Regions from separate parts of the Mus musculus genome. Here regions 1, 2 and 3 are each linked to region 4. A link is a loop called in an ENCODE intact Hi-C map of the cell type or tissue named here. Cell type or tissue: heart. All regions are shown on one strand.

Evidence for each region. Hi-C counts contacts between places; a loop is a spot of excess contacts. Peaks named below come from ENCODE experiments on the same cell type or tissue, not always from the same donor. Only the 100,000 strongest peaks of a DNase experiment are listed, where the experiment ranks them.
Region 1: it touches region 4 in a loop (2.1-fold over the local background); 2 of 42 quality-filtered maps call a loop at or near these places.
Region 2: a loop joins it to region 4, with 4 times the contacts of the local background. A loop is called at or near these places in 5 of 42 quality-filtered maps.
Region 3: it touches region 4 in a loop (1.8-fold over the local background); 2 of 42 quality-filtered maps call a loop at or near these places.

The regions. Positions count from the first base shown.
Region 1 is chr5:111,488,651-111,493,650 of GRCm38, reverse strand. It overlaps Gm36149 (a long non-coding RNA gene), which reads right to left and starts at 2,771. Exons shown (of 3, transcript XR_389520.4): 1 at 2,611-2,771; 2 at 2,363-2,518; 3 at 1-1,579. In heart, no CTCF peak of the experiment used is centred here; DNase peaks (open chromatin) are centred at 1,970 and 2,830; H3K4me3 peaks cover 742 bases; H3K27ac peaks cover 2,271 bases.
Region 2 is chr5:111,534,045-111,539,044 of GRCm38, reverse strand. No RefSeq gene overlaps it. Among named protein-coding and RNA genes, the nearest start is that of Gm36274, 25 kb to the left of the region's middle. In heart, CTCF peaks have their summits at 2,734 and 2,936; a DNase peak (open chromatin) is centred at 2,924; H3K27ac peaks cover 1,431 bases; H3K27me3 peaks cover 3,399 bases.
Region 3 is chr5:112,016,201-112,021,200 of GRCm38, reverse strand. No RefSeq gene overlaps it. Among named protein-coding and RNA genes, the nearest start is that of Gm36794, 72 kb to the right of the region's middle. In heart, a CTCF peak has its summit at 2,084 (motif pointing left); DNase peaks (open chromatin) are centred at 40 and 2,100; H3K27me3 peaks cover 674 bases.
Region 4 is chr5:111,618,290-111,623,289 of GRCm38, reverse strand. No RefSeq gene overlaps it. Among named protein-coding and RNA genes, the nearest start is that of C130026L21Rik, 39 kb to the right of the region's middle. In heart, a CTCF peak has its summit at 2,560 (motif pointing right); DNase peaks (open chromatin) are centred at 609, 2,469 and 3,149; H3K27ac peaks cover 651 bases; H3K27me3 peaks cover 651 bases.

The DNA of each region.
Region 1 (5,000 bases), 130 kb after region 4:
CACATGCACACATGTACATGAGCACACACATGCATGCACACATGTATGTATACACATGCACACACAAATACATGTACATACACACATGCACACACATGTATACACACATGCATGAACACATGCTGTAGTGACTATTCCTGGTTGTCAACTTGATTATATTTGGAATGAACTACAATCCAGAATTGGAAGGCTCACCAGTGATCCTTATCTGGAGGCTTGGAGATAGAAGTTTCTGATCTGGATCTTGGTATGGAGATCTTGAGGTATAGTGGCTATGGATTGCAGAAGATTAAATCTCCGAGTTCAAGGTCATCCAGGATTAAAGGTGTGGTGGAACACACCTTTAATCTGGGCTACACCTTCTGCTGGAGACAATATAAGGACATTGGAAGAAGAGAGTCTTGCTCTTGCTCCTTCGCCTGCTTGCTGTGTGAGACTGAGTAACTGCTAGATCCTTGGACTTCCATTCACACACATGTATATATACACATGCACACACATACACATGCACATAAGCACATGCACACACATGTATACACATGCACACAGTACACATGCATGCACACATACATTAATGCACACACATGCATGCACACACATACGCATGCATATACTCACACGCACACACACACACATGTATACATATACACGCGCACACAGGAGAATCTGAGACAACTAGACAGGAGAATCTGAGACAACTAGACAGGAGGTGAGATGGATAGGGAAAGCCTGGGGAAAGGGACTAATGGGGTGAGGGACACAGGACCAGGCAGGGAGGTCTCCACACACCATGGGTCTCCAGCTTTCTGAGAGCGTTTGATGGAGTTTCCAGAGCAGAAATCGGCAATCAGAAGCCCAGCTGCTGAAGCTAGCACACTGCATCTGCCAAATCAGTCTTACTGGGGCACCAGCTGAGCCCAGTAGGTGCACACACTCCTGGGACCATGGAAGGAGAGGGGTAGTTTTGTTCTTCCTTCCCACAGGTTGTAACCTCTGCCTCTTCTGCCTCTTTGTCCTAGAGTAAGGAGGCACAGTAGGGAGAGGTGGTGGCCGAGATGGGCTCTGGGAACAGTGGGCCAGGTTCAAAGCTCTGGCTGTGTGACCCTAACAAAGTGGCTCCACTTGTGTGTGCCTCAGTAATGAGTTCTATAAAATGGGTACAATGATTGGGCCCAACACTTGTATGTGCCTCAGTGATGAGTTCTGTAAAATGGGTGGGACGGTAGGACCCAACGCATGGATTGTTTCAAGAATAGGAAGCATGACTACATCCAAACGCTTTATTTTTGTTTTTTGTTTCATGTGTGTGGCATGTGTGCTTGTGGGTATGCATGCTTGCATGGGGGCCCGCATGTGTACATGGTATGCATACATTCTGGCAGAGCTTGTGTGTTCATGCATGTAGAGCCTTGAGGTTGCTGTCTGGAATCATCCTGACACTCTTCTGCCTTATTCTTTGAGGCGGAGTCTCAGTCCAACCCAGAGCTGCTGACATGTCTTCCTGTCCAGTCTGTTCTGCTGGGTTCTGTCTCCATCTTCCATGGCTGGGGTGCCGGGTAAGCTACCAGGCCCACTAGCACTAAAGGAGATTTAGGGGGGATCTGAACTTGGTCCTTACACTTATCAGGCAAGCATTTTAACCTCTGAGTTCATCCTCAGCCCTCAGATGCCTTTGAAGCTTGCTAGGCATCTTGATAAAGAGAAGAACCTGAGGTCTACCAGCGCTCCCCTTCATCCCTTCTAAACGAGCCGATAAACACACCTGGCATCAGGGAGATGGCAACCTGCCAACCATGGCAAGTGCCCTTTTCCCAGCTCAGACCCCAGTAGGTCATCACCATACATCTACTGCATCACCAGGGCCTGGTTGTCCATCATGCAAGTCCCTGAATCTGGACCAAACCTATCAGCTTGTCCTAATTTCCAGGCCACAAGCCAGAAACTAACTAACTCCCACCCAGCAGTCAACCCAGTGTCCAAGTCCTGAGTCACAGAGAGGCCACACTGTCCTCGTCCTCATCATGGCCTGACTCCTCCACAGCTTGGCTTCTATCCTTATGAATCCCACCCCCTAGCTTGAAGAGACCCCACTCTGGGGCATGCAGGCTACCATCAGACATTGCCCTCACCTCCCCCCACCCTGATCCAGAAGCCCTAATCCTCAGTCATCCCTTCAAAACCTATTTATAGAACACCTACTACGTGCCCAGCTTGGTCCTCAAGACCAGAGTCTACACAGGATAAGAGATCTGTGGTTTGTACTCACGAGATCACATCACCCAGGGATGAGACACTGGTGGCTTTTCCAGAACTCAGCCCAAAGAAGGGAAGAGCAGGGAAGGCTCGACTGATGAAGCAATACCTGTGGAGTAGGCTGACAACCATGAAAAGCATTCTTGAAGGAGGGGCATGCGGGCAGCAAGATGGAGGAAGGGAAGGAGGAACTGAAGATGTCAGAAGAATGGCCCCAGCTCTCTGCACAAGCCTCTTTTCCTGTCACATCTGGTGACTCCTCGACCTGGAGATGTGGGGACACCATGGACCGCTGACACACATAGTTACCAAAGCTTCAGGAGTCAGGGTTTAAATCAAGCCTCAGCTCCCTCCTACCTGACTGACTCCAACAGAGACTGACCCTCCTGGGGTCTCGGCTTCCCCAGTGGAAGATCAGTGAGGACGCCTTTCCTCTGGATATTGCAAGAGCCAAAGAGTCGACAAAGGGCTCTGTTCAGTGCCAGACTTGGTTATCTCAGCCAAGCTAGAGAATCTGTTGGCCTGGCGGCAGGCAAGGCCTAATTATAGAAGCCTGGAGACCATTCTGAGCCTCTTGTGACTCGGGACAGGGGCCAAAGAAGCTGAGCTACCCAGGGAAGGAAGGGTCTTTAAGGGTCACATGGTCTTCACTCAAAGGCAGCCAGCCTGTTGTCTCCTCCCAGCTCAGAAGGACCCAGACAGGTCATGGGGCAGTGACACAGAGCAGACACAGTGAGGGGACCAAGAGTTAGGTTGGCTGAACACTGAGGAGCCATGCAACATCTTGGTTTCTCTGTTGAAGTGGAGGTGTTCATGGGACCTTCTTTCCAGGCCTATGAAACTTCTAGATTAGGGTCTGGTACCTGCACATCCCCAGATAGACTGTTGGATGGGATGGATGGATGGATGGATGAATGGATGGATAGATACATAGATAGATAGATAGATAGATAGATAGATACATACATACATACATACATACATAGAGAGATACATACATAGAGAGATACATACATAGAGAGATACATACATAGAGAGATACAGAATACAGAGGAGGGCAATGTGTGTACAATGTACACTGTACACCATCTCTTGGTGCTTCTTAACCTTGGCTCAACAAATTCCTGCCTAGTTCTTTGTATGCCTAACTGTGTTAAACTGGACACACCCAGTGATGATGCACAAATATACCTGAGCACAGAGCCTACTCAGACCACTAGCAGGGCCTCAGAAGGCTTTGTGATATGCAGGAAGCAGCTAGAGGCTCCACAAAGTTGCCACTCATGGCTCCTTAGCCAGAGGCTTGCTGATTGCATGCCCAGCCCAGTGGGCCATCTTGTCTGTAGTTTTTCTGGGAGAGGGTGGAGGGTCCTTCCCCACCTGTCTGTGCCCTGCCCCCCCCCCATGGTAGGGATCTTTCCTCTAAGATGATCATTCACCTTGCAAACTGAGTACGCACCCTGAGTCTTCCCCTGTCCTGCTGTGAAACTTTGTGTAAGGCACACAGCCACATTAAGTCACTGCCTGGACTGTGACCTGGGCAAAAGTAATAGAAAGAAAATTCTCTGACCTGGATGTGGCCCCAGCTTGTCACCCCAGCAACTCACCAGGCTGAGGCAGGAAGATTACAAGTTTGGGGCTGGCCTGAGTGAGTTCAAGATCAACCTGAGCAAGTTAGTTGGTTCAAAATATAAATGGGATTCGTAATTCCGTGGCTGAGTGCTCCTTGGGATGCACAAAGCCTTGGATTCAATCCCCAGAAGAGAGGGCATTCTGATGAGGCTATTTGGGGGTTCACTGTAGCCATAGGTGGCATGTACTGGATCCCAGGGACTCCCCTGGAGAAAACTGTTCTTGTCGCATCCTGTCTAAGGATGTCATGGGTTCCAGCTCCAACATCATTCCTGAATGCAGAAGACGCACACTCTATATACACCCTCAGCTGGGATGAGCCCAGGATGACCCCTGCCAGGGATGCCCCAGCTCTGACTCCCTGGACGATCCCAGGACGTGCCCCTGGCAGGCCTATGCCATTCTTTTCATCCCTGAGTCTTCACCTAAAATTGAGGGAGCCCTGTGCTGAGCAGAAGAGACCACCAAGGATGTCCGCTTTCTCTAGGAGAGAGAACTCCTTGCACCCAAACTACATATCCCAGGTGGCTTTGCAGCTAGGTGGAGGTCATGTGGTTTTCTCTGGCCAATAGACTGAGAGAAGATGATGTGGATTACTTCCTGTCATGGTTGATAAACAGGTGTAACACTTTCTTTCTCCTTCCTCCCTCCAGGTGAAGACACCCTCGGGCTGGAGAATACAGAGGTCAAGAATGGAAGCATCCTAAGTGCCTCGGGGGTTTCAGGGAGGAGCACAGGCCAGCCAGAGGCTGCCTCATTAGTGGAAAGCCCATTTTTTATGGGGAAAACACTGACTAATCTTGTTGCAGCAGCCAGCGCCTAGTTACAGATCCAGCGTGGACTTGTCCCAAGTCCAGTCATGATTTTCCTCCTTGTATTACAATGGTGCAAACGGGAGGCCCGTTCAGTAGAACGTACACATTAGAATCCGCATCCTTCGCCGTTGATGCCGGACCCCAGCCCCCCCTCCCCCCAATCTGTACTCTACAGTGTGCTGGGTGCCCAGCATCTTAATAAAGGCTGTTCCAAGAACTGCATGAGCTTTCCAATGCTTCAACTGAAAATTGGATTTTTGCAAGCCTTCTGTAGGATGAAGTGAGCATCCTACACCTGTA
Region 2 (5,000 bases), 84 kb after region 4:
CCCCCGTGCCCAGCACTGGGACTATAGAAGTACTACTTCCCAGGCTGGACAGATGGGACTTCAGCCTACTCAGACTAGAGCCAATTTCCCCAGCTCATTGTCCCAAACCAAATTAGGGGCTCTCAGACTATGCCACTCGGGCCTTAATTGGGACTCACAGATGCCCCGCCCGGCACTGCCTTTCTTCCCCGTTCCCCTGTCCCCAGCCAGGCCATGCCTTAGGGGAGCCAGAGGCAGCCTGGGCTCTGCCACCTGGGCCCTCACAGACGCTTCAGTGTAAGCAATTAGGGCTAGGCCAGGCCTGCTGGTAATAAGGAGGTGCTGGGCAGCTGGGCCCGCATCGATCCCAGCCTCTGGTGACCCCAGGGAACAGAGACAGCCAACAGGCAGGCAGATGGTGGTCTCCAGGGCCCAGCCCCACCCCCAGTGTAAGAACAGTCACCAATGGATGCAGGCCAGTCAGGAAGGAGGCCTGATTCCTGGAGGCCCCATGTGAGCCTGGAAGTTGGGTTTGGGTGTTCAGTCCTTGCGTGGTAGACCTATTCAGGAATAAGGCCTATTGAGTCTCCACTCTCCCTCTAAGCACCTGATGCCCCCTGCCCTGTTCTGCTCCAGTCTGGCTTCCTGAGGCAGAGGTACTATGGCCTTCCCTGAAGAGCATCGCTGCCCAGGACTCCCTGTGCCTTGCCTCGATCAAGGTTGTACAAGCTGGTAGGGGATGGGAGTGGCTTCTGGCAGCCTCAGGATGGCCATCTGGGGATCTCAAGGAAGGCTGAGGCAAGGGAAGGACCCACTATCCTTGCTGTCCGAACCCTACCTGCCCAAGCCCAGGAGTAGAGATAGGGGCACTGAAAACAGGAAGCAGGAGTGGCTCTAAAGGGGGTCCCCTGAAACTGCACCTCTGTGGCTGCTCTGAGAGGGGGTCCCCTGAAACCACAACTCTGTTGATCTGAGGGGGGTCTCTTGAAACTGCATTTCTGTGGTTGATCTGACAGGGGGAGGGGGTCACCTAAAACTGCAGCTCTGTGGCTGCTCTGCGGAGGGTCCCTGAAACTGCAGCTCTGTGGCGTTCAGAGACACAGGTGCTGCAGAGGCAGGGGTCCTTCAGTGTCTGAATTGCACAGGACAGGTGCTCTGAACTATGTGTGGAATGACAGGATGTTGTAGGCCTGTGTCTGAACTCCTTCCAGCTGGCTGAAAAGAACGGTACACGTGACAATGTACATGTGTGTATCTGTGCCTGCATGTGTTCATAGCATGTGCAGTGGATGTGCATGTGAATTCACACATATGGAATGGAGGGTGTTGAGTGTGTATGTGTGTGTGTTGTCTGTATGAATGTGTGTGTGTGGTGTGTGTATGTGTATGAGGGTTTACATACAGAGTGTACATGTGTGGGGGTGTATATACAGTATGTGTGTATAATATGTGTGTGTGTCCAGTGTGTGTATGAGGGTATATACAAAGTGTGGGGTGTGTGTGCATGTGTTCTATTGTCTATATGTGGATGTACAGAGTACGTATGGTGCATGTGTGTATACATGCTTGTGTTGTCTACATGAATGTATGTTTGTGGCATGTGTGTATATGAGGGTGTAGTATATACAGAGTGTAAGGTGTGTGTGCATGTGATGGGGGTATACACACAGAACATGTATGCATGTAGATGTGAGTGTCCATATGGAGTATGTATGTGGGGGCATGTAAGTGTACATATGGAGTGTGTATGTGTGTACATATGAGGTGTGTATGTGGAAGTCATGTGAGTGTACATATAGACTGTTCATATGTTTCCATGTTTGTATTGTGTGAATGTGTGTGTGGTGTGTATATACAAGGGTACATAGAGACTGTTCGTGTGTAGGGGGTGTGTGGGGGGTGTACATAGGGAGTATGGAGTATGCACATATCTTGTGTTCTGCCTTGAGTGTGCACTTGAGTGAGTCAGACCAGGGGAGATATTTTGAGGTGAGGGAACACTGAGGGACCTTTGGGCTTTAGGCCTCCTTTCCATGTCTATTGTTAAGCGTGAAAATGTGCATGGAGCCTGCTAATGCCAGGCTTGGGAGACTGCAGAGGCATGTGCCAACTTCACAGAGTTTTATCCCTTGCTGGTCCTGGTTTCTCTGCTTACATCACTGCGACAAATAGCTTAGCCTGCAATCAGGCCCCTCCCACTGTGTCCAGAGCCAGGACTCACCTGTGGTCCAATATGTAGGAGGGACAGGGACTGGACTAGCTGCTGCTAACCAGGTAGGACCACTCCCTCTGCCCAAAGCTCAGGTCGCACAATCACACCATCTGTGTCTCTAAGCTAATGATACCTCAGTTTCTCTACCTGTAAAATGGAGAGAAGACCAAGAAGTTCGTTCTCCCACTCAGAGATGGTTGTGTGTCCAGGAGCAGTGTGGGGGACTTTACAGACCGGAACATAGAAATACCAAGAGCATCCACACATGTACCATGTGACCACCCTCGTAGTCTCATGGATAGCACAGACTGTACCCTTAGGATGAGTTCTTCCCTGTGTTACCTCAGGAGAATTGGTGTGTCTGCTGTGTGCAAGATGACACAGGTCCCGAGAAGACCTGTCCCAGCGCTGGACTCTGTAGTGAGCCTGGGGTCTGGAACAGAATGCTCCTTCCATCTGTCTCCAAAGAACAGTGGCTGGGGACAGAAAAGAGAGAGAGCCAAGCCCCCTGCAGCCCTGCCAGGCCACAGGGCTGGGGAGCAGGCTGCCGTCCAGCCACCCAGCACAGGCTGGCTAATTGCCACCGTGAGGCCACTGCCCTGGACCGTGACACGGGCCCCTGACAGATGTGATTTATGAAGGCCCTCGGCAAAGCGGAACCCACTCAATGGCCTATTACCTCACTTAGCAGACACCTTGTCACCGCCCGAGAGCCGGGTGTTAAAAATACAAGCCAGGCAGCCGCTGGCCGGGTGCAGTCTCCACCTGCTGTGCGCCAGATAACGGCCCAGGGCCACCACAGTCCTGCCCAGCTGGGCTCTGAAGATGCCCAGGTCCTCACAGATGTCATCAGCCTGGGTTCCAGCAGCAGAGAATGGGAGCAGAGACGAAGTTCCTGAGTCTGATTATCCCAGCCATGACTGGCATCGCTATGGAGACTAGGCAGCTGAGGCCTATCCAGTGGACCAGAACCAGGCTTCCACACCCAGAGTTCAGCTGACCCTGGCAGGCCTTGTCTCACCTCTGCTTCTGTGAAGCTACAAGATGTCCCTGCGACCACTGTGAAACCCTCTGTGTTCACAGTTCATAGTTTTACAGGTCTACCCCTCCCTGCCCCAAGGGTCTTGGTTCCAGGGATCCGAACCTCTGTAAGCCAGGCTGCAGTTCTGAGGTTGGCAGTTCCCAGGAGTTTACACCCTGTCCCATGGACTTCAAAGGCTCAATTCAAACCTAAACCTCATCCCAAAATAGCAAGCGTCAAGTCATGCTCCACACTGGGCTTAATACAGCCTTGGGAAAGATCTGTCTGCCTCCTGTTTCAGAACCCAAGTGCACATATGTATCTATGTGTTGATGCCTGCGTGCACATCCACACATCCATGCATCCACAAAGGTTTGCCAACAGTTGAGGATCAATGTGGCTAAGCATTGATTGAGGCCCAGCCCTATCCTCAGCCAATAGTGTTCTGTCTCAGTACTGCTGACATTGGTCTTGTGTCCCAGCCGCACCTTCTGGGAGGAGCAGGAGGGATCAGCCTGCAGGTCCATGGGCACCAGGATGGGCAACCTTCACCCCGAGCATGGAGGTCAGCAGGCTCACTCACACCTCCATCCATCACTCACTGACAGGGTCACAATAGTATCCATGGATGACTGTGCTCCAGGGAGCTCATAGTCTTCTAGGCAAATCAGGAAGGAGGTGGCAAAAACTGTGGGGACCCAGAGGAGGTTGCTACCCATCCTCCAGACTTGGCTGGCCTCCCAAAAATGACTCATCAGTGGGAATCAAGAGTAGGTGGGAGTCACCCAGGACAGAGGGGTGTCAGACTTGGAGGAGCCAGGTCACCTGGCTCATGGACCGCCTGGCCCTGGAATACCTTTCCCGATGTGTCTGCTGGCTTCTCTGCCCTCTGCACTTCCTGTGAGTCCTTCGGGCCTCAGTTTAAAACCCGCCCTGACTTCACACATGCACACACACTGAGACATAGGCTCCCGGGGGTCTTTCGTCCCTGCACATGCTCTCTCTTGTCTGCAGCAATATTGTATTACCCAACCCCAGCCCCAAGAAAGGACTGAGTAAATGTTTGTGGGCTGACTAAGCGTGAGTGACACAAAGACCCACCCATTTGGAAAGAGAAAGCCCTCCCGAACCCAGGGTGACCGGCCCTCCGTGGAGGACCATGGCTAACCCTGACACCATGTGTCTCTGTGGGCCACAGCAGAGGGGCCTGAAACCCTCTCACCTCTGCCCCTTCCTCGGCCATCTGTACAGTGGGATCTCCTGAAGGGTTAAACGCTGAGGTACAGTGAGGAGGCATCATTTGGGGGCTCCGTCACCCTAGTGTGGGGGATGTTGCCTCTCTACTCCTCAGAATATTGCCTCCTGGGCTGGGGTCAGAGGGTAACCTAGCAATCATCATCACCACGCAGGGAGGAGTTGGTCAGCGAGAAGCATTGATTGTGTGGTGACTGTGTAGCCACTAACAGTTCTGAGCTATTGAGGGAATCTGTGCTGGAGTTTAGTATGTCTGAGAGGTCATGGGACAGACTTGGGGCCCTTCCTCCACCCCTCCACCTCACCTCGGGACCTAGGATGCTTCATTCCCTCCCTGAGTGAGCTGGGTGGGTAGCTGGGTGTCTCTGCCCTTGCAATGTAGCCTATGTCTAGAGACAGCTGCTGCACAGTAAACAGAGCCTGTGGCCCTGCCTGAGGAGTCAACCTTCCTAGGCCTGCAGAATCCCATAAGAGGCCCTGTTTCAGACATGACCCTGAAGTTCGGGGTGAAGGGACTCACCCACGTCCATGGAG
Region 3 (5,000 bases), 400 kb before region 4:
TCCCGTCAAAACCCAAGGGCTTCTCTGGGTAGATCAGAGCCCCCACTTGAGCAGCTATTCCCTTTGAGCTTGAGCTGCAGAGCCTGGCAGTGCCAGGGGCCATTGAGAGGAGTTATGTGGACAACCTGTTCCCTTCCTGGCAACTGTCACATGTGGTGGAGATTAGCGATTAATAGCCCATTATTGCAGACACTCTGCTCTGACCTGGGACAGTCAACAGGAGCCAGGGTGGGGGACAGATGGCTGCTCACAGATCCAGACATGACATTGGTTGGCTGGGGCATGGTGCTCTCTAGCCAGCCCCAGTGCAGGGGAGACTTAGCTCTGAGCTCTGAGCTCCCTGGGGTCCATGGACAGGGCAGAGAGTTGGGGTGGGGTTTCAATCTAAACGAAGTCACCTAGTAAAATCAACATCTTCAAGTGGGGAGCAGTGCTGGACCCAAGTTCCACAGTCTAGAACTCTGGGTCCCCAAGGGGAGGGCATAACCCGGCTTAACAAGGCCCATGCATGCAGCAAGCCCTCTGCACTCAGTGAGGAGGAGGAGGAGGAAGAGGAGGAGGAGGAGGAGGAGGAGGAGGAGGAGGAGGAGGAGGAGGAGGAGGAGGAGGAGGAAGAAATACCTACCTAGCCCAAGGTCACCTAAGTTCAAAATTGTTGCTGCTTCAAGCATACTCTAGAATCTCAGAACTTTATCCTAAGGGCAAGGTCATGTTGTTATCCCCTATTTATGAAAACAAAACAAAACAAAACAAAACAAAAAACAGCCCACAAAATAGTGGTGCTGGGAGTTGAGGTGTCAGCCCCCTTGTGTTCTGTAGCTTCTTCCATGGTTTGCAGATATGGAACAAGTGATGGGGTCAATGTGTTCATCACCCAATACTATATAAAAGGCACTGAGACATGCTGGCTTAGAAGGATAGGTTCAGGCGGGGACTCTTGAAGTCCTGGTGGGCTTTGGAGAGGAAGAGAACATTATGAGTGATGCTCTTCAGAGCCAAGCAGTCTGCATTGGGAGTTCTGTGGCCATGTGCAGAAGGTCACCCCACCAGAACTGGGGAACACACTTCCTCAATTGAAGCTCAGAGTAGAGGCTGGATATCCAGACACTGCCCCAGCACCTGTCATCACTGCCTGTGGCTCAGAGGGCATGGAATATACAGAGGCCAGGATAGACTAGAGCAGGTACTCCATCTACACAGATATGGAGGAAGCCCTTATCTGTTGGTTTTCTAGGTGTGGCCAGTCAGAAACCCCCTCACCTAAGCTCCGTGTCTTAGGGGAGAGAAGTGTTAGTTGGCTTATGTTTCTATCTCATTGTTCTTCACTGAAGGAAGTCAGGACAGGAACTCAAGGGCAGGACCCGGAGGCAGGAGCTGATGCAGAGGTCATGGAGGGGTGCTGCTTGCTGCCTTGCTCACCATGGCTTGCTCAGCTTGCTTTCTTATAGAACCCAGGATCAGCAACCCAAGGATGGCTCCACCCACAATGGGTGGGGCCCTTCCACGTCAATCACTAAGAAAATGCCCTATGGCTTTCTTACAACCTAATCTCATGAGGGCATTTTCTCAATTGGGGTTCCCTCTTCTCAGATGAATGTAGCTTGTGTCAAGTTGATGGTAAAGCTAGCCAGCACAATTGAGCCCTTGTCAGTTCAACGCACTGCTAAGTCATAACCTTTCCATTTTTGTTTATCCCAGAGATCACGCATTAATACCAACACTACACTACAAAACATCTAACTTTTAAAAGTCCTGTAGCCGTTAAAAAAAATCATACATTTAAAAGTCCAAAGTATTTTTAAAATATTAAGAGTCTCTCTAAAAAGTCTCAACCGTTCAGAAATCTCTCAACTGTGGGCTCCTGGGGGGAAAATAGTTAAATACTTTGTTACTTCAGGAGGAAAGAGCCAGAGCACAATCACAACCGGAACAAAGTAATACCAGACTCCAACGGTTTAAGTAACACAGTGTCAATATCTGGGATTCACTCGTGATTTTCTGAGCTCCTCCACAATGCCTGTGTCACTTCTCTGGCTCTGCCCTCTGCAGCACAAACAGCTTGTCGCATAGGCTCAGGCTGGCTTCATGACTGCTGTCCTTGGCAGTCGCCCCGTGTGACTGGCATCTCAAAAATGCTGGAGCCACTGTTACCACTGGGCTGCACTTTCACCAACAACCTCTCCTGGGCTCTCCTCTATGGTGTCAAGTCCCCCGACCCTTTCCATCCTGGGCTTCAACAGCCATGGAGGCTGGACCTTTGCCAGTGGCCTCTCACAGTGCCAAGCATCAGTTGCTTTCCACAATGCTTCCATTCCTTCAAAACTAGTATCATCTGGGTGACTTTTACTCATTGCTATGTCCAACTGCCAGTGTGAGATGCAGCCTTGGCCCTCTCTGAATCACAGCTCCATGAGCTGACACAGAGGAGACATTCCCAGACTTATGATCCTCAGTGATGCTGGTCACCTCTTAATCACTGCTAATTTCTCACCTCCAGATGACCAGCATCAATTGTCCCAGGAACACAAAGGTTTCACTTCAGTAGTTTTGGTCTCTTGTTAACCATAGCTGATGCTTCAGCCCCAGCTCACCAGAACTGCTGAATCTCAAAATATCAAATAGCCCCCATAGAGTCTAAAACATCACAATCCAGGGCTCCATTGTCTGCTTCTCTCTCTCTCAACACTCTTTATCTTCCAAGCTCCCACAGAACTGTTCACCAAGCCTCAAACACTCAATGGTTTTTCCAACCCAAAGTTCTAAAGTCCTTCCCCAATCTTCCCAAAACACAATGGTCAGGTCTGTCACAAAATCCCACAATCCTGGAACCAATTTCTCACTGTTTCTACTGCTCTGGTGAAATACATAGCCAAAAATGACTTGGTGAGGAGAGGATTTATTCAGCTCATACGTCCACATCACTGTTCAACACTGAGAGAACTCAGGGCAGGAACTTAGAAACAGAAGCTGATGCAGAGGCCGTGGAAGAATGCATGCTTACAAGCTTACTCAGTCTCCTTTCTGATAGCACGCAGGACCACCTGCCCAAAGGTGGCCCCACCTACAATGGGTGGATCCCATGCCAATGAATAACCGAGAAAATGCTCTGCAGGCTTACCTACAGCCTGATCTTATGGAGGCATTTCTCAGTTGAGGGCCCTTCCTGTCAGATGACTCTAGCCTGTGTCAATTTGGCATAAATCTATTCAGGATCCTTTAAGGGAGTTCCCCAGAGTGAACGTTGGTGGGATCTTGCTTCAGTCTGTCATTGAGACCTTGAGAGAAGTGGTAGACATTGCCTTACGTCTTCCCAAGGGGATGGATTTTAGCATCAGACAGTGGATGACCCAGTATATGTCAGACAGCCTATTCCTCTCAGCTGTAATCTCTGACCACTCAGCCAAGAGAACTTTCAAAAAGCCACAAGAGGGGCTGGGTTCCAGGCACAGGAGCTGTTTGCCTCGATGAACACCCACAGGGAAGACTGCTCTTTCTATGTTCCCATCTACCCTCATGCCATGCCTACTGTGGACATTTTTAGAAAGTCAGTTCTACAGACTTCAAATATACACATGCACATATGTGTACAAGTGTGTTTGACGGCCTGCACACATGTGTGAATCAGTATGCCGGTGTGTAAACCTGCACGTCTGTTATGGCAAAGTTCGTGGCAGGATCTGCTATAGGGCAGATCTCCATTCATCTGCTCCATGTAGAGCATTTGAATCAACAAGCATCACCGGGCTGAGTGATGGCAGGCGAAGCCTGGGGAAGGTGCCTGGAGATTTCCAGGTCTGCCATCTTGGGTCTGATGAGACCCAGGCAGGGAAGTTTGATAGTCAAGAAAATCTCATCAGAACTGGAATTCCTGTTCCCATCCCACTCTCCCTAAGCGTCTTAATTAGGGTTTTACTGCTGTGAACAGACACTGTGACCAAGCCAGTTCTTAAAGGGACAACATTTAATTGAGGCTGGCTTACAGGTTCAGAGGCTCAGTCCATTATCACCAAGGTGGGAGCATGGCAGGTCAGCTGGGTTTTTACCTGCATGGGACCCCTTCACTGTGACAGAAGCCAAGCACCAACAAGCCCACAATTGGCAACCAAGGAGATTTTTCCCCCCATGTGTGCAGAGGGGAACTTTATGCACAATGCTTTCACTAGGAATATTCTGGGTCAACAGGCTGATTTGCATAACCTCTCAGCTTTTTCAAGTTAATACAAAATGCTCCAGAGACCCAGCTCCAGAGTCTCCTCTGAAAGACACTTGCTCCTTCCCTGAGCTTCTGGGTCCCAGGCCTGTGCTTTGTGCTGGCTTCTGACTTGTCTCGACTTCTAGCACGGGCCCCACAAGTAAGCAACTGTCCTCCAAAGTTAAGGGGACAAATGTTGGTCCCAGCCAAGCAGGATTGGAACATGAGGACACTGACTTTGGGTAAATTTATTTTAAATTTATAGTCCACCTTCCTTTCTTACCCTACCCATGTGCTAGCCCTGCCTATGTGTGGTTCATGACATTTGAAATCCTTAAAGTTAAATAAGGTTTTCCTATGTGAGACGGGGTAGTCTTGGACTTGAGATCCTCCTGCCTCAGCGCTGGGCTGACAGCGCTGGGCTGACAGGTGTGTTAAAATTCAGCTCATCTGTTATTATAACCATGAGTGAATTGTTCTTTTTGTTTTTTTCCTCCCAAGGAACAGCCCAGCACTCTCCCTTCACGAGTTGAGGAAGTTACTTGGATACAGTGCTCACCTTGTGAGCATGAAGAAGAAACCCACATAAAAATATGTGGAGTGACGCACAGATGTGATTCCAGTGTTCAGAGGCAGAGACAGTGGCCTGGAGGAGGACCTGCCTCCTGAGCATGCTATAAAGAGGACAGACAGAAACTTCTGGTTTCTCCAGAGAACCTGATGGGCTCCCTTTGAAAGATGCTGACACCTGGCAAGACTTGGAGTGTGGGGGTAGATCTGGGCTAGAGGTTGCCACAGATTGAAAGGG
Region 4 (5,000 bases):
GTGGCAGGGTACCTGAGCATATGAAAACCTTAAGCTCATTTCTAGAGGAGAGATGGTTGGGGCAGGGGGAAATGGAACATGCAAAAGGCCCCTCACAAATAACTCAGTTCAAACTGGCCTTGGCCAAAAACTCAAGAAGGAATAGAAGGACAAGAGGAGTGGGTGGCCTTCTGGCTATAGTGTAGATGGGACATGGGACGAGACATGTTCTTAACAGGTACAGACTGTGGTAAAGAATGCCAAGTGTCAGTAAGTCATACCCCCAAGAAACCTAGAACTCAGTCATGAGGAAGCATGCCAGGATGTCACCCAAAGCTTGGGAGGCCAAGGCAGAAGGACTATGTGTTCCAAACCAGCCTGAAGAACTCTGCCACAACCCTACTCCCCAGCCTAATATCCTCAACAAAGAGATTACCTGTTGAAGGATACAGAATCAACTGCTACCTAGCAAGGCTTGCTCCAGCAGCTCAGGTCTGTCAGGTCTAAATGACTGTCTCTTCCCTCCCTCTGTTCAGCTTGCTCCTCTTGGATGCCCTGTGTTGGTGTCTGAATATGAACTGTCCCTCATGGGTTCTCCTTTTCCAAGTGGCGTAGTTCCCAGAAGACAACTCTATTTTGGGAGTTGTGGAGACTTCGGGAGGCAGGGCCTCTAAGGGATGCACACCATAGTGGGCAGGCCTCTGGAGGTTGTCTCCATGCCTGCTCCTCTCTGTCTCACTCTCTCCCAGCTGTGAGTGTGTCAGCATTTACCATATCCTCCCCATGCTGAGCCCCGGAAACTGGGTTGAACCTGCTCTTCCCGCCCTCGGGTGGTACTCTCAGGAATTTGAGTCAGGGTAACAGTTACTCTGTTGCCACTTCTCCATTAGCTTTTTCATAGCTGTGACAAATGCAGTCTTGGGAAGAAAAGGTCTGCTTTGGCTCCCAGCCTGTCAGGAAGGCCACAGCCCAAGAACAGGAGGCAAAGGTTACAATGTATCCACAGGTAGGCAAAGGATACACTATATCCACGGGTAGAAGGAAGCAGAGAGGGGGGGGGAGGGGGAAGGAGGGAGGGAGGAGGGGAGAGATGGATGATAATCCAAACTCATTTTCTCCTCTGTGTGAGGCTCAGGTCTCTCCCTGCCATTGGGACACTGACTGACTGCCACATTCAGAGTGGGTCTTCCCATCTCAGTTAATTGACTCTGGAACTCCCTCGTAGACATGGCTCCTGTCATGCTTGGTGGCCTCATGGTGGAAACCACACCACTTACCCAGCCTCTGCTGGGCCATGGCACAGTCCCACACATGCCTCTTCCTGGTCATCCACACCTCATCTTGGGACAGGGGATCTGATGGGCCCCCAAGGGGAAGAGGCTCACCAACCATAAAACAACATTCCTTGTACTCTGCTTCAGTGATACTCAGGGAAACTGAGTCACAGATCCCTGGAAGATCCCGACACAGCAGGCTGGACTGAGCTATGTGGTCAGCCTGGGCTCTGGGTTTTCCCCTGACATCTTCTGCATCCCCATCAACCCATGTTCTACCATGGCGGTGCTCCCACGTGGAACAACGGTATGGCCAGTGACACCCACCCTCTTGGTTATGCTGGCATTTCAGGGTTACAGCCTGTAAGTCCCGTGGGCTTCTCTCTGCTCTTCTCTACCCTTGATGAGGGCTTCTGGGCAGGGAGCCTTAGGGCAGGGCAGGGAATGAGCTGTGTAAAAGAGCTCAATCACCTTGGTCACAGCTGGATGCCTTAGATGCCAAGTGGGAGGTAGGAGTCAGACCCCAGCTGCCCAGGGTTCAGCTTTGCTGCAGTGACTTCAAAAGTATTTCCAATACTTCCTGCCTCCCATTCACCAATGCAGATTCCTTCAGACAAGGACTTGGTGCTTAATGCTGGGATGGGGACAGCAGCCCAAAACAGGTGACACGGAAAAGAGGCTGAGTGCTGTGGCTGCCCTTCTGGCCTGTCATCTTCCCTTCATGAAGAAGTGCCTTCCTCTCTTTTAGACACAGCTTCCTTCCTAGAGCCCTTCCTCAGGTGCCATAGGAAACCCAGAGACTCGGCAACTTCTTGTGTGGACACAGCAGAGCTCTGGGCAGACTAAGCCAAGGCTGTCCTGACTGACTTGGGGGACAGCAGAGCATTGGTCCTCGGCAGGCTTCGGTAGCTCCTCCCCGCCCCCATCATACCCTCAGTGCCCAGAGCATAGTGAGTATTCAATGCTTGTGACCGTGACCGACAAGTAAACCAAATGACCTGAAATGCTTACTTCATGCCAGACCTGTCAGGATAAAGGCACTAGAGATGCTAATGTTGAACGGGTTTAGTGAGAATCCTCCCGGGAGCACTGCAGTGCTCCCCAGAACAGCCTGCCTTACCTAACACGCAGACAACAGCCTGGATTCCTGGAGGAGTCCCCAGGACAGCAGCTATCTAAAATTAGACCTGCATTGGCCAGTACTTGTAGTCACATGATGACATCGCAAGGGCGTGTAAAATGTTCACAGATTAAAAATAAATCAGTGGCGTACAGGGGTGAAAATTAGGCAGGTGCCCTGAGCCCAGAGTGTCCCAGCAGGGGGCAGCATCTGTGGTCAAGGGCAGATAAAAATGTTAAAACCATTTGACCTGTGAACCAGGGAGGAGAAAGGATTTCACAAGGGCCATCTACACAGTGTGGAGAAGGCAGCACTGTCCTTCCTGGAGGGCTTCCTGGATAGAGAGGCATCTAGGCTGACTCCCTCTTTCCTGAGAGAGTATAAAAAAAAGGGAACATGAGCCACAGGAATGAGTAATGAGCACCCAGGATTCTGTTTGTTGATTGACTTACTGAGCACACACCCCACAGGTGCACACTCACAGCCACACAGGCCATGTTGACATGCAGCACATATAATCATCAGAAAATGGGGGCTCTTCGGGCCTCTAGGCAACATCTTTGGGAACAGGATTGATTCCTGAGAAAACAAACAAATCCACACGCCCTAGCCCGCCTCAGCAGCCCCACACTTTTTTTTTCTTCCCAAGCATTATGGAAATGAGATCGGAGGGGAGCCGCATCATAGCTCAGCTATTTCCTGACGTCTGTCCTTGGGGCCCAGAGCCTGGGCTGCACACCACACACATCTCTTCCTTGGCTGGAAGGGGTAAGTTCGGAGCCAAGAGCCCCAAGATATGGGGAGGAGGCACGAAAGGCCTTTCAAACAGACCAGCCAGGCTGTCTGGCCACAGAGCTAAGCTGAGAGGTCCAAACCGGCCCATCCCTGGCTGCAGCCGCTGAAGGAGAAAAGGAAGGCCATGATCCTAACTGAAGAGATCCACGGGGTATTAGAAGGATAGCCACATGTGCCCACACTCCCTCCCCCTCCTGCCCTCCCACCTCCCCTCTCTTCTTCTTGCTCTTCCTCTCTCCTTCCCTTTTCCATCCTCCTCTCCCTCTTCCCTCCTCCTCTTTCACCTCCCTTTTCTTCTCCGTCCTTCCCTCCTTTTCCCTTCTCTCCTTTCTCACCTTTCTCCCTCCTCCCTTCCCCTTCTTCTCCCTCTTTCTCTTCGTTCTCCCCTCCCTCCTTCCTTCCCCTTCTCCTCTCTTCCTCCTCCCTCCTCCTCTTCTTTCTCCCTCCTCCATCTTCCTTTTCTCTGCTTCCTCCTTCCTTTCCATCCTCCTCTCTTTCTCTCCCTCCTTCCTTCCTTTTCCCTGCTCCTCTCCCTTCTCACCCCCTCCTCCTCTCCCCTTCTTCTCCTTCTTTTCCCTCCTCCTCCCTCCTCCCTCTCTTCTCCCTTTTCCTCTCCCCTTCCTCTCCCTCCTCTCTCCTCCTCTTCTTTCTCCCTCCTTGTCCTTCCCCTCCCCCTCTTTTCCTCTCCTTCCTTCCTTCCTTTTCCTTGTTCCTCTCCTTCCTCCCCTTCCTTCTGCTCTCCCCTCACTTCCTCCTCCTTCCTCGCCCTCCTTTGTGAGTCTCTCCACCTCTGAAGCTCTCAGAATCCTCTTTATATGCGTGCTCCGAATTCTTCCTCATCTCTGAGTCTCAGACCTGTTCCATCATCTTGCTCCAGCGTGTCTCTGTCTCACCTCTCTCTCTCTCTTTCTCTCTCTCTCTCTCTCTCTCTCTCAAGCAAGTAGATGAAGCTGGAGTTGTCTGAGAATTCCAACCCTATAAACAAAAACCCCATGATGAAACAGACTCTAATAAGGTCCTGCGTTGTGCCTACCAAATGACCACAAGGAAACAGCTCAACCACCAGGCCTGTCGTTAGCAGTGGGCAGAACAATGGGTTCTCTCAAACCCATGTGGCTGAGGTGCCACATGGGCCTCGCTCACTGAGCGTGGTCTAGAAAGTCCATCCACCTGTGGACCATGGTGCTTTGCTGGGAACAGGGTGCAGGGACATGGGGTCCATGACTAACACCCCCACCCACCCACACACACACACTTGTCTGAAACAGTGGAAGTCACACATGCTGTAAGAATCATGTCCAGGGTGCTGGCTGCAGCAGCCCTGATCCTGTGGAACCCTGTGGGTGGAATGAGCTGGGTCTGTAGGTCAGGCCAGAAAAGTACACACTGTGAACTCTCTGCCTCTCTGATGCTTCACCTGACGGCCACAAGCCCTCAGCTTGGATGAGGGAGGGTAAGCCAGGCTAACAACCACATCTGGGAGACCCACGATGTCCCAAGGAAATATTTAACTTATTTCAGCCAAGTTGGGTAATGGGCTTGCTCACCCCAGTGTGACTCCACCTCAGTGCTGGGCAGTGCTCGTGGGGAGAAAGATGGTGGCTCTAAGGACATTCTTGTCCTTTTCTACAGAAGTCACCTGCTGCTGGGATACAAGGAGCCATGGAAGCAGGGAAGGGAGTGGAGGCTGAGACCATGTGAGCACATGGGGCTCTGGGAAGAGAAGCCTAACCACTCGGGCATGTATGTGAGCACGGAAAATGTCCAGAAGGATCAGTCATGCCTGTGGGAGAGATGCCAATTAGCACTGAGATGGCATGGCTGGGCATGGT